Regions from separate parts of the Homo sapiens genome. Here region 2 is linked to region 1. A link is a contact called in ENCODE Hi-C or POLR2A ChIA-PET data. All regions are on one chromosome and are shown on one strand. Each heading gives the region's core, a stretch centred on a gene start or an enhancer-like site at or near the end of the contact. The rest is flanking DNA. Distances are from core to core; before and after follow the strand shown.

Region 1 (5,236 bases), core at 961-3,460:
AGGAAGGTGCAAATGACCTGAGGAAGCTGCCAGTGGAACATAGAGGTAGAGCTGGGACTTGAACTCTGATCTGTTGGATTCTGGGCTCTTGGTCTGAACCCCTGGGCTGACTACGGCCTAGAGAAAGATAGAGCCAGTGCCTCCCTGGCACCCCCTGAGCACAGATGGGGGCGGGAGTCATGCATGTCCCTGAGCACAGCCAGCGCCTGTCCCTTGCTCCAGGGGTGAGAGCCGCTGGCCTGGGAGAGGGGAGGTCAGCTGGGGCCTGGAGCCTGCACTTCAGGGGGAAGTGCTTGCTGTGTCGGGTGAAAGGAACCCTGGGGCCTTCTCCGTTTGGCTCTGCACAGCCATCCAGTGGGCGGCCCTCAGGGACCCTCGATCCAACCTCACCTTTTACAGATGGGCAAACAGAGGCACGGAGCAGGGGCCTGGCTGGCCCAGGGCTGCACGTTCTTGAGCATGCCGTCACGGGCACCTCTCGCTTGTCTCTTGTGCCTGTCAGGGAGTCAGGAGACATCGCCTTCCATCCTGACCAACCGTGTGTCCTTAAGCAAGTGCTTTAATATCTCTAGGCTTCAGTTTCCCTACCTGATAAATGTGGCTACAAGCCCCGTCCTGTTGATAAGATGATGGATGACTAGGGGTGGGTTCCCTACATTCTGACTGGTGCCTAAGTGAGACAGTGGATGGTTTACGTGATTCTTGGTGGCTGGGATTCTTGGGGGCCCAGGGCACTCCTATGCTCAGCACTTCTGTAAAATGGGTGATGGCGAGTGGCCTTGGCCTCAGGGGCCCCAGCCTTTGCAGATCTGCTTTCATGACCAGGCAGCTGGCTCCAGGTCAGAAGCAGGGCACTATTGGCCCAGAGACCCTGTAAGACCCTAGAAATGATGCCTCGGCTTGACACTCCAGTAAAGACTGAGAAAGCTGATTATAAAACCAGGCCTTAGAATAAAATCAAATTCAGCAGCCACAGTCAGCTCCCTTATGGTTGTCTCTTACAGGTTTCATTGGGAGTCACCCATTTAAAGAGGAGGGGGAAGGAAAGAGTTGTGCACTGGTGTATCCATGGGGCCTTGGGTAGCTTCCCATCCCTCTCCAGGCCTCAGTTTCCTCATCTGTGAAATGGGAAAGCAATCCTGTCACTCTAAAAGCTCTCTGGGGATAGCCACATAGACGGTTCCATGGCCCTTTCCTTCCCTCTCCTCACCCTCTGTAGCAAAGATTTCTTGACTTTATAACAAAATACTAAAAGTGTTGTTGCTGTTGGCCTGGGGGCCTGTAGTTGGCCCAGGGGACAGAGCAGCTTCCCAGCCTCCTCTGCCTTCCAGCCGTGTGTGCACAGACAGTCATTCTCCTCCTCCTGTCCCCAGGTGTCCTAACCACCCCCTCTCCAAGAGCTGACTGCCAAGTCCAGTCCTTCTTCTGCTGGGCACACAGAGGCCACACTATCTTTCTGAGGGCCTGCGGAGGACTTTTCATGGGGGATGAGCCTCTAGGGGGTGAAATAAAGCACATGGCCCACGCTGGGAGACAGAGATCCCAGGATGTTGGATGTGTGGCTGCCTCTCTTGGGGAAAGGGTGGGTACCCTCCAACAACTGGACGCTCACCTGAGAAGCCTTGCCAAAGCCAGGGGCTCCCAACCCAGTGTGTGTAAGAATCCCCTGGTGGGGTGGGGGTGGGATCCCAGGGGCTTGTCCAAGAGCAGGTTTCCTGGCTGCTAACATAGGAAGGTGCCATTGAACAGGCCTGGATTCTGCATTTTCCATGAGTCCTCTAAGGCTGTGCTGAGGCAGGGGTTCCCTGACACTGTTCTTTTGAGAAACACAGGTGTGGTGACTTATTCTCCAGGCCCAAGATGGGTTGTACAAGCGCCTAGCATTTCAAAAGGAATGGAGGTGATGGAAGGTCCAGGAGCTGTCCCTTCCTCTGCCTCAGTGTGCTAAGGAGAGCTCCAGACACAGTGGCTGTCACTAACTCTTCCCCCTCCCACCCTGCCCCCAGCAGGTGCCAGGCAGGGCCCCAGGAGAAGGGGACTCAGGCCACAGCAGGCAGAGGACAGCTGAGCTTGGGATCAAATACTGACCTCCAGTCTCCAGGGCTGTGTGTGTCCAGGGGTCCGGGAGGAGTGTCATATGGCCCCTTCGAGCTCTTGGTTCTCAGCTCCGGCGACAAGCCGAGGGGCTGCCACTTTCTAAGTTCCCCGTTTGAAAACAGGAAACAGGCTGTGTGACCTGCTTCTGATCGCCCCAGCCCATTGGCTGGTGAAACATGGTATATTGAACTCAACTGCCAGCCTGCCAGCTGTACCCACCTCTTCTTCCGGGTAGCGCAGGGAAGGGCAAGGCGGTGTGGGGCCAGCCCTGTGGGATTTAGCTCAGCCTCACTTTCCCTGCCGCCTTGCAGAGGTCTGGCTGTCCTTCGAGTCCCCGTTGATCTCTGGAATTCAGGCATTAGCTCCCAGAGCCCTTTAACATTCATTATTCTACTCTATGAGCTAGGCATGATGGGGGCCGTCATGCCCCTTGAACAGATGGGAAAACCGAGGCTTGGATCACAGAGCTGGTGGGACACAGAGCCAGTGACTGACATAGAAGAGCAGTGGGGTAGAATTACAGTTCCATCTGGTGCCTTTTCTCTGAGCAAAGCTGTATCCATCACCACCAACAGAAAGTCCCAGGGAAGCGAAACCCCAGGGCAGTGTGGTGTGATTCATGCCCACCCATCTTTGTGGCCTTGAAGGCAAGAAACAGAAATCAGACAAAAAAAAAAAAAATAGAACTTTGCTGGCTCGCCCAGAAGTTTGCCATGTGTTTTTTTTTGAGCCATGATTCCCTTCCTCCCTATTAGAGGCAGTCACAGTCCTGATTCAGATGGGGGTTACTTCTTGGCTTTTCCTTAGAAATTTACCACCTATGAGATCCCCAAACAATTCAGTTTCATTTTACTCATCTGTGAATCTTATATAAATTGAACCATGCATACTGTGTGTATTCTCCAGTGCCTTGCTTCTTTCATGCAACATTTATGGGTATAAGATTCACTGATGCATTTCTGTGTAGATACTTTTTTTCATTTCCATTGTTGTGTTGCTACATTATTATTATTATTTATTTTACTTTAAGTTCTGGGATACCAGTGTAGAACCTGCAGGTTTGTTACATAGGTATATATGTGCCGTGGTGGTTTGCTGTACCTATCAACCCATCATCTAGGTTTTAAGCCCTGCATGCATTAGGTATTTGTCTTAATGCTCTCCTTCCCCCTGGCCCCCACCCCTGACAGGCCCCAGCGTGTGATGTTCCCCTCCCTGTGTCCATGTGTTCTCACTGTTCAACTCCCACTTATGAGTGAGAACATGCTGTGTTTGGTTTTCTGTTGCTTCATTATTTAAATACATCACCATTTGTCATTTTTTGTTTTGTCTTTTGATGCACACTTGGGTTGTTCCTAGGGTGGCCATCATGATCAATGCCACTGATGATATTCTTACACATTTATCCAAGTCCATGTACTTATCTGAGGTGAAATTGCTGGGTCTCAGAGTATAGATAGCTTCAACTGTGCTAGATTACGCCAAATATTTTCCACAGTGGCTGTGCCATTTTGTATTCCCACCAGCAGTATATGAGAATTCCAGGTGCTCCACCTTCTTACCTGCACTTGATATGGTCATTATTATAATTATTTTAAAGATGGGGTCTTGCTCTATCACCCAGGCTGGAGTGCAATGGTACCATCATAGCTGACTGCAACCTAGAACTCCTGGGCTCAAATGATCCTCCCACCTCAGCCTCCTGAGTGGCTAAGACTACAGTTACGTCACCATGCTTGGCTAATAAATTTTTTTTGTTTCTGGAGGGATAGACCATCATGGCCACTATGTTGCCCAGGCTGGTCTTGAACTCCTGGCCCCAAGCAATCCTCCTGCCTTGGGCTCCCAAAGTACTGAGATTACCAATGTGAGCCACTGTGTCTGGTTTGGTCAGTGTTTTTCAGTGTACCACTGCATTAATGTGCAGTGGTCTCTCATCAAGGTTTTAAGTTGCATTTCCCTAAGGACTAATGATGTTGAGCATCTTTTCATGGGCTTATTTGCCATCCTTATACCTTCTCCAATGAAGTGTCTGTTCAAGGTCATTGCTCATTATTGACTTGATTATTTTTAATGGTTTGTAGGTGTTCTTTATGTATTCATTTGGGTTTATGTGCTTCTCAATATCCTTTTCCATCCTGCAGTTTGCATTTTGTACTCTCTTAATGGAGTTTTGTGACGAATAGAAGTTGTCAACTTTAAAGAACCATATTAGTCCTTTGATATGGTTGAATTTCAACTTTCCTAATTGCAACATGAAATTTAATGAAGTCCTCCTAGTGCCAAAACATTCCGCCTTGAGCCAGTGTCATCCTTGGAGGGCATGAAGGTTTCTCCTGTATTTGCTTCTGCAACAAGCTCATAGGCTTGTGAACCTCAAGAGGAGTTCAGATGAGCCAAACACTTAGAACAACACTGTTCCGAGCTGTACAAGTGCTGGCAGTTCTTACTATTCTAAAACCGTTGCTGCTTGTCTTTTTCATTGGAGGCTCTATAATGTCCCTGTTTACCTATTGACCTTGCTTATTGACATGGCCCTGCAATTCCACCTCTCTGCAGTGCCGTCACTGTCATTAAGAACCTCCACATCTGCAAAGGTCTGTCTCTGGGCAGAGCTCACGAGGAGTGCCATGAGTGGTGTGCCTCTGGCCTGCTAGCTGGGGCACCCCGTAAGTGCAGGGGCCATAGGTCGGTCATCTCCGCCTCCCCCTGCCCAGCAGAGGGCCTGGTGGTGTGGCTCCCTGCATACAGTGAGGCTGGAATGCCCTCTCCTCCCTGGGTTGTGTCCCGTAACTTTCCAGTTTTCTCGCCTACTCTCTGCCCAGGCCTGGAATCTGCAAGACACCAGGGTGGACTCTAAGCCTTTCTCTGCAGCCCTGTGAGCCTCTCATGCTGCAGAAGGCAACCACAGGGGAAAAATGTGTGGTTGCCGCCACTTCCTCTTATGGGGAAAGGAGACGTTTCTTGGAAACCCCCTGATGGAGAGGGGCCTGGCCTATGTCGGTAGGACCCAGCTGAGCCAGAGTGACCGGAAGATGCCACGCATGGCCACCTGTTGGATGTTGCTTTTTCTCTGCAGCCAGAGTTCTCTGTGGTGGAGGCAGAAGGCATAGGTAGTGTCTTAGCTTGGGCTGCTGTA
Region 2 (5,342 bases), core at 2,490-4,989, 730 kb after region 1:
AGCAGAAACAAATGCAGACTGGAGAAATCAACAAGCATCCTCTAGGGAGACTCACCAGTTCAAATGAAGGAATTTTTTTTTTTTGAGACTGAGTCTTACTCTGTCACCCAGGCTGGAGTCCAGTGGTGCAATCTCGGCTCACTGCAACCTCCACCTCCCAGGTTCAAGCGATTCTCCTGCCTCAGCCTCCAGTAGCTGAAATTAGTCACCATGCCTGGCTAATTTTTGTATTTTTAGTAGAGACGGGGTTTCACCATGTTGGCCAGGCTGGTCTTGAACTCCTGACCTCAAATGATCCACCCGTCTCGGCCTCCCAAAGTGCTGGGATTACAGGCATGAACCACAGTGCTGGCCAAATGAAGGAATTTTTGGCTCCCATCTCCTCACTCTAATCTTATTGTGTCAGTTGAGTTCTGTCTTTTCTCCCGCTTGATGGAAAGGCAATACAAATCATATTCCACAGCCATCTTCACATAAAAGCTTGGGGAGGTCTTGCTCTGAGTTGGGAAGAAGGAGGTAGGGGAGGTGTACAGGAGAAAGCAAGTGAAGTGATTCGGTCCTCTGTTCATTAAAGCGGGTAAGATCAGAGTAGTCACATTCATCTCATACATCTGAATCCCCATAAAAGATAAGGTAAACCCTGTAAGAAGAAAAATGCCCCAGGCCCTCAAGTTTGGGGTTCCTAGGAAACAAGCATATTAGGGAACTCACTGGTGTTAATGAAAGAAAGAAATACCACCAAGCATTTTTAGACAGTTGACTTTGTCATTCATTACCTGTGTGATACTGAATAAGTGTGGCACATGCTGATGGATAGCTGAGCCAATCCCTGTTCAACCTCCTTTTTCCAAGGGAGGAAGCTGTGGCCAATGAAATGTAGGAAAAAGTCACTGGGTGGGGCTTCTGGAGCTACAGCAACCATTTTGTAATAATGAAAGTGAACAGCATACACAAAGTCTTAATGTAAAATCAAGAGGGTTTTTTGTTCGTCTGTTTGTTTGTTTTGGGGTTTTAGTGTTTCCATGCTGGCTTAACTAGCTAGATAACGGCTATCAGTGTTACATATAATAACATTGATTTGCACACCACTTTCTGGTCGCTTTTCCATTTTCTCAAACTGGTGGGAGCTGTTTTTTGAGTGTGGAGTGATCATTTAAAACAAGCTTGTCCAACTCGGGACCTGTGAGCCACATGTGGCCCAGGATGGCTTTGAATGCAACTCAACACAAATTTGTAAATTTTCTTAAAACACTATGAGATTTTCTTGAAATTTGTTTCCTTTTTTGTTTAGTTCATCAGCTATCAGTACTGTTAGGGTATTTTATGTGTGGCCCAGGACAATTCTTCCTCTTCCAATATGGCCCAGGGGAGCCAAAATATTGGACACCCCTGATTTAAAATAAAGATCTTTGCTCCATTCAAATTCTAATTTTGTAATACATTTTAAAAAACTTATTATTACTGTTTGGGTCCTGAATCTTTTAAAAAATGTTTCATGGTAATTTGAGGAAACTTTCCTATGAAACTTTGCTACATTTCTTGAACATTCACTTTGTTTTGGAAGTTGCCAAATTGTATTACTGTCTATAAAGAAAAAAATGTCTAAGCTGGGTGCAGTGGCTCGCACCTGTAATCTTAACACTTTGGGAGGCTGAGGTGGGTGGATCATTTGAGCTCAGGAGTTTGAGACCAGCCTGGACAGCACAGTGAGACCCCAGCTTTCCAAAAAAAAAAATACAAAAATTAGCCAGGCATGGTGGTGTGTTCCTGTAGTCCAACTATTTGGGAGGCTGAGGTGGGATGATTGCTTCAGCCAAGAAGGTCAAGTCTGTAGTGAGCCATGAATGCACCACTGCACTCCAGCCTGAGTGACAGAGAGACCCTGTCTCAAAAAAAAAAAAAAAAAATCTCTGAAAAGATTATGCTTGGTGTTTTCCTTAGCAGTCACACAATTCCAGTTATCATGTTTTCATGGTGAAGTTAGAAAATAAAAGAGAGTTATATTTCTAGCTGTAGAAACTATATTTGTTTGTTGTCATTTAAGTGGCCTGTCTGGTACTCTACCATGACCGTACTTCATGAGAGTAACCAACAAAACCTGAATGTACTTAGTGTGTGGTAGGTGCTCATAGGCCTGAGAGACAGATGGCGGTTATGATGAAAGACAAGAAAGACATTGATCTTCTGCTTTTAATTTGTGAAACAGCAAGACATCCACCAAGACGACATTTTGAGGTGGAGGTGTTTCCTATGTTGTGTCAGCTATTCTTGTATTTTAACAGAATCATAGAATATTGATGGGAAGGGCATAATTACTAGGAAAAAAATCATAGAACATTGATGTTAAGGAACAATGTTAAGGTCTACCTAGTCCAAAGCCTTCCTTTTACAGAAACAGCCCCGGATGCCCAGTGAGGGAAAATGACCTGCCCAAGGTCACATGGCCAGTTAATGATAGAGCCAGGAGTAATGCTTGGGTCTCTGAGATTTGCTGTTATTTAATCCCATCTTAACGGCTATGATCAAAGGACATAGTTTCTCTCACACATAAAGAAATAACTTGACTTTTTTAAAAAGCTGGCTAGGTGACTAATGAACTATGTCTACCGTGAAGTGGGTATCCTTAGTCAACTGCCAAGGCCTGTTTGTGCATGTGCTTTTATTTCTGCGTGACAAGCCCTCATTTGGATGCACAGTGAACACACATACCCCTGTGGAAAGATCATTAACTGAGTTGTGGTGGGGCCCACCGGTGGTCAAACCACATGTTTGTGTGTGCACAGGTGGAAATGATGGTCATTCTGAAAGTGTTCACCTCCTACCACCTTGGGGCTGTGTCTCAAACATAGAAGTTCCCTCTCCTGGGTAGTAACCCTCTTGTCTTAATTAAAAAACAAAATCTATACTTGCAGATTGATATCTGCCTATCTATCATCTATCTTCCTCTGATATATGTGTTTGTGGGTGTGCTTGGTGTGTATGTTTGTGCATGTGCATGCACTTACATATATAAAATGACAAAGAGATACATATTTTCTTATCAGATGGCTTTGTCAGGGATCTTGTGAAAAAAAAATAGGCATACACATACAGTTTTTAACCCAGTTATGACCTTCTGCATCAAAATTGGGTTTTGTAGGGTTTGGTAAATTACATTGCAATCTACTACTCATTCTGACATTAAGTATAAATGAAATTAAACTGTAATGAACAGAAAACACAGCTTTAAAGAAAAAAGAAGACATTAAAAGAGAGGCTGCTGGACTATATGCCCTTTCTGAATACTGGGGCCTCAGATTTTGTTTCTTTTTAATTTATGTTTGTGCCATTTGAACCCCCCTCCACAAGCCCCTCCTGGAGCAGCCTGGACAGCCCTTATGAGGTGAGACATCAAGCCCTTCTGATTCACAGCACTGTAGGGCAGTACTACTGCCACAGATAAGTTGAGCCTAAGCCACATAATTTTAGGATCTACTTTAAAATGAGAGCCCGGGCTTAGAATTTTTCTCCAAATTCTGAACATTATAAGCCAACAATGAGAACAACAACAACAGCAACAACAACAGAAATAACCCAAAGCAAATGCCCCCCAGTTCTTTTTGCCCTAATTTTTCACCAATATCAAACTCTTAACTTTCTGAATGTACAAAGAGATTCTTATTTTAAATCCAAGAAAGAAATGACCTCTTCAAATTCATAATGAGGTATGCATTGAACGGAACACAGCCCAAGGTGAGTCATTCATTAATCATAAACAAAACAGCCCCTGATCAAGGACACATAAGCACACACTGTAAAAAGAGGCCAGGTTACCCAATCCCTTTATTTAATATTAACTACATTATGTTTTTCATGTGAGTTCTGAGAAGGTGATTTTCTCACTTTATTTGTAGCCAGCTCAGTGTGAATGGATAATTACTTCCCTTAATGCTGTTTCCCCTGAAGGTTAACCCTGTTCAACAAGACACGATTGAATCTTGCCTCTCACGGTTGGGTGGGGCTGGAGTGGGGGGAAGGGTCTGCATCCGTAGCTAAAGACTTTTAGCTGGAATTCTTCAAGGATGAAAACATCCGCCAACAGGAATATTTCAAATGACATGAATAATATTTGTGATTAATAACAGCTAACCAGAGAAGTACAATCCAAGAAATACATGATTAGCTTATTACAGACATCTGATGTGCTAATTATCTTCAAAAATTTCATTGCTGATGACTGTTTTGGCAGAAATTTGAGCAAGGGAAGAGGAAATTTAAACTTTTATGTAAGTTGGAAACAAAGCATTTGGGCAATTGGACTTTAGAAGACCTGGGAATGGTATTTGGTATTTAATTCTGTCTGATGAGGAGGAAATTAAATAATGAGAATAGAAATCAGTGTGAAGATTGAAACTTGAGTCAACGAGAACTTGGCCGTCATTGTCAGAAGCTCTTCCTTACCTTCCTTGACAAAAGGCTCCTGGCCCTGAAATGAACGGGTAACATGATGCGGTTTGGCAAGACTTGCCTGGGTGCCAGTCATGGGTGTGTATCACTGCTTGTGGAAGACCAACAGTTCCCTAAGGATTTGCTTCTCATTCCCAGTGGAGACCTCTGCAGCACCAGCTACTTTCACTGAAGCATCACAGAATATCCTAACACATGGTAGGGGACCCAGGAGAAAGCCATACAGCTACTTCTGGGAGGAGCCTGGAGTACACACTCTCATTTTACTGATAGAAAAGCTGACTCCCAGAAAGGATGAGCAAGTTAGCAAAGATTTCAAAAGGATGATTGAATTCAGGCCACAGATAGCCAGCCATCTGCTGTGGGAATAGTGAACTGATATCACAGGGCCATTTGCGTAACCACACATGTTCTCTGTCTCACTTTCCAGAAGTTTACAATCAAGAAAGACATTTTGATGTTGATGGCAAACAAAGTAGGCTTAAAACACTCCTCAATTCAACTGCAAAGAAGGAGAGGCAGACTCTCCAGCAGGGAGACTCCCCATCTCCAGCCCTCCTTTCTGTAGCTTCATTGCCAAGGTGCTCCTTCTTTTGTTTCTTTCTCTACCATCCCCTAAGCGGATTGGGGTATCTTTGTATTCTATTAAGTAGGTGCAAAAGTAATGCAGGTTATGCCATTATTTTCAATGGCAAAAACTGCAATTACTTTTGCATCAACCTAATACATTCTGGAAGAAAAGAAGCAGGGGTCACAGCAGGCAACTGCCCGGGGTAGTGATCAAGACCAACGTGCACCTCCCAGCCTGGACAGGAGTAGTCAGATTTATGATTCTGATCCCCAGAAAACCAGATAATCCGCATTAAGCAAAGGTCCGCAAAACAATGAGTTTATCA

What was found. A loop is a pair of places that touch in the nucleus more often than their neighbours do. ChIA-PET counts read pairs that join two places held with the same protein, here RNA polymerase II (POLR2A). Pooled maps may share reads with other maps.
Region 2: a loop to region 1 is called in a pooled map, with 2.9 times the contacts of the local background. The contact joins the enhancer-like site here to the promoter of SNX20 in region 1. A Hi-C loop is called at or near these places in 1 of 37 single-sample maps with no recorded cell type and 1 of 50 pooled maps. POLR2A ChIA-PET finds 5 or more read pairs at or near these places in 1 of 52 experiments (PC-9).

Annotation. Positions count from the first base shown.
Region 1 is chr16:50,679,102-50,684,337 of GRCh38, forward strand. SNX20 (sorting nexin 20) reads right to left here and starts at 2,211. Exons shown (of 4, transcript NM_182854.4): 1 at 2,089-2,211. RefSeq lists an enhancer at 4,915-5,236.
Region 2 is chr16:51,404,697-51,410,038 of GRCh38, forward strand. All of the region lies in intron 2 of LOC102723323 (a long non-coding RNA gene), which reads right to left. Among named protein-coding and RNA genes, the nearest start is that of HNRNPA1L3, 240 kb to the right of the region's middle. Within about 2 kb of position 3,740, at least 3 of the 41 ENCODE cell types and tissues checked have a DNase peak (open chromatin) inside an H3K27ac peak, as active enhancers do.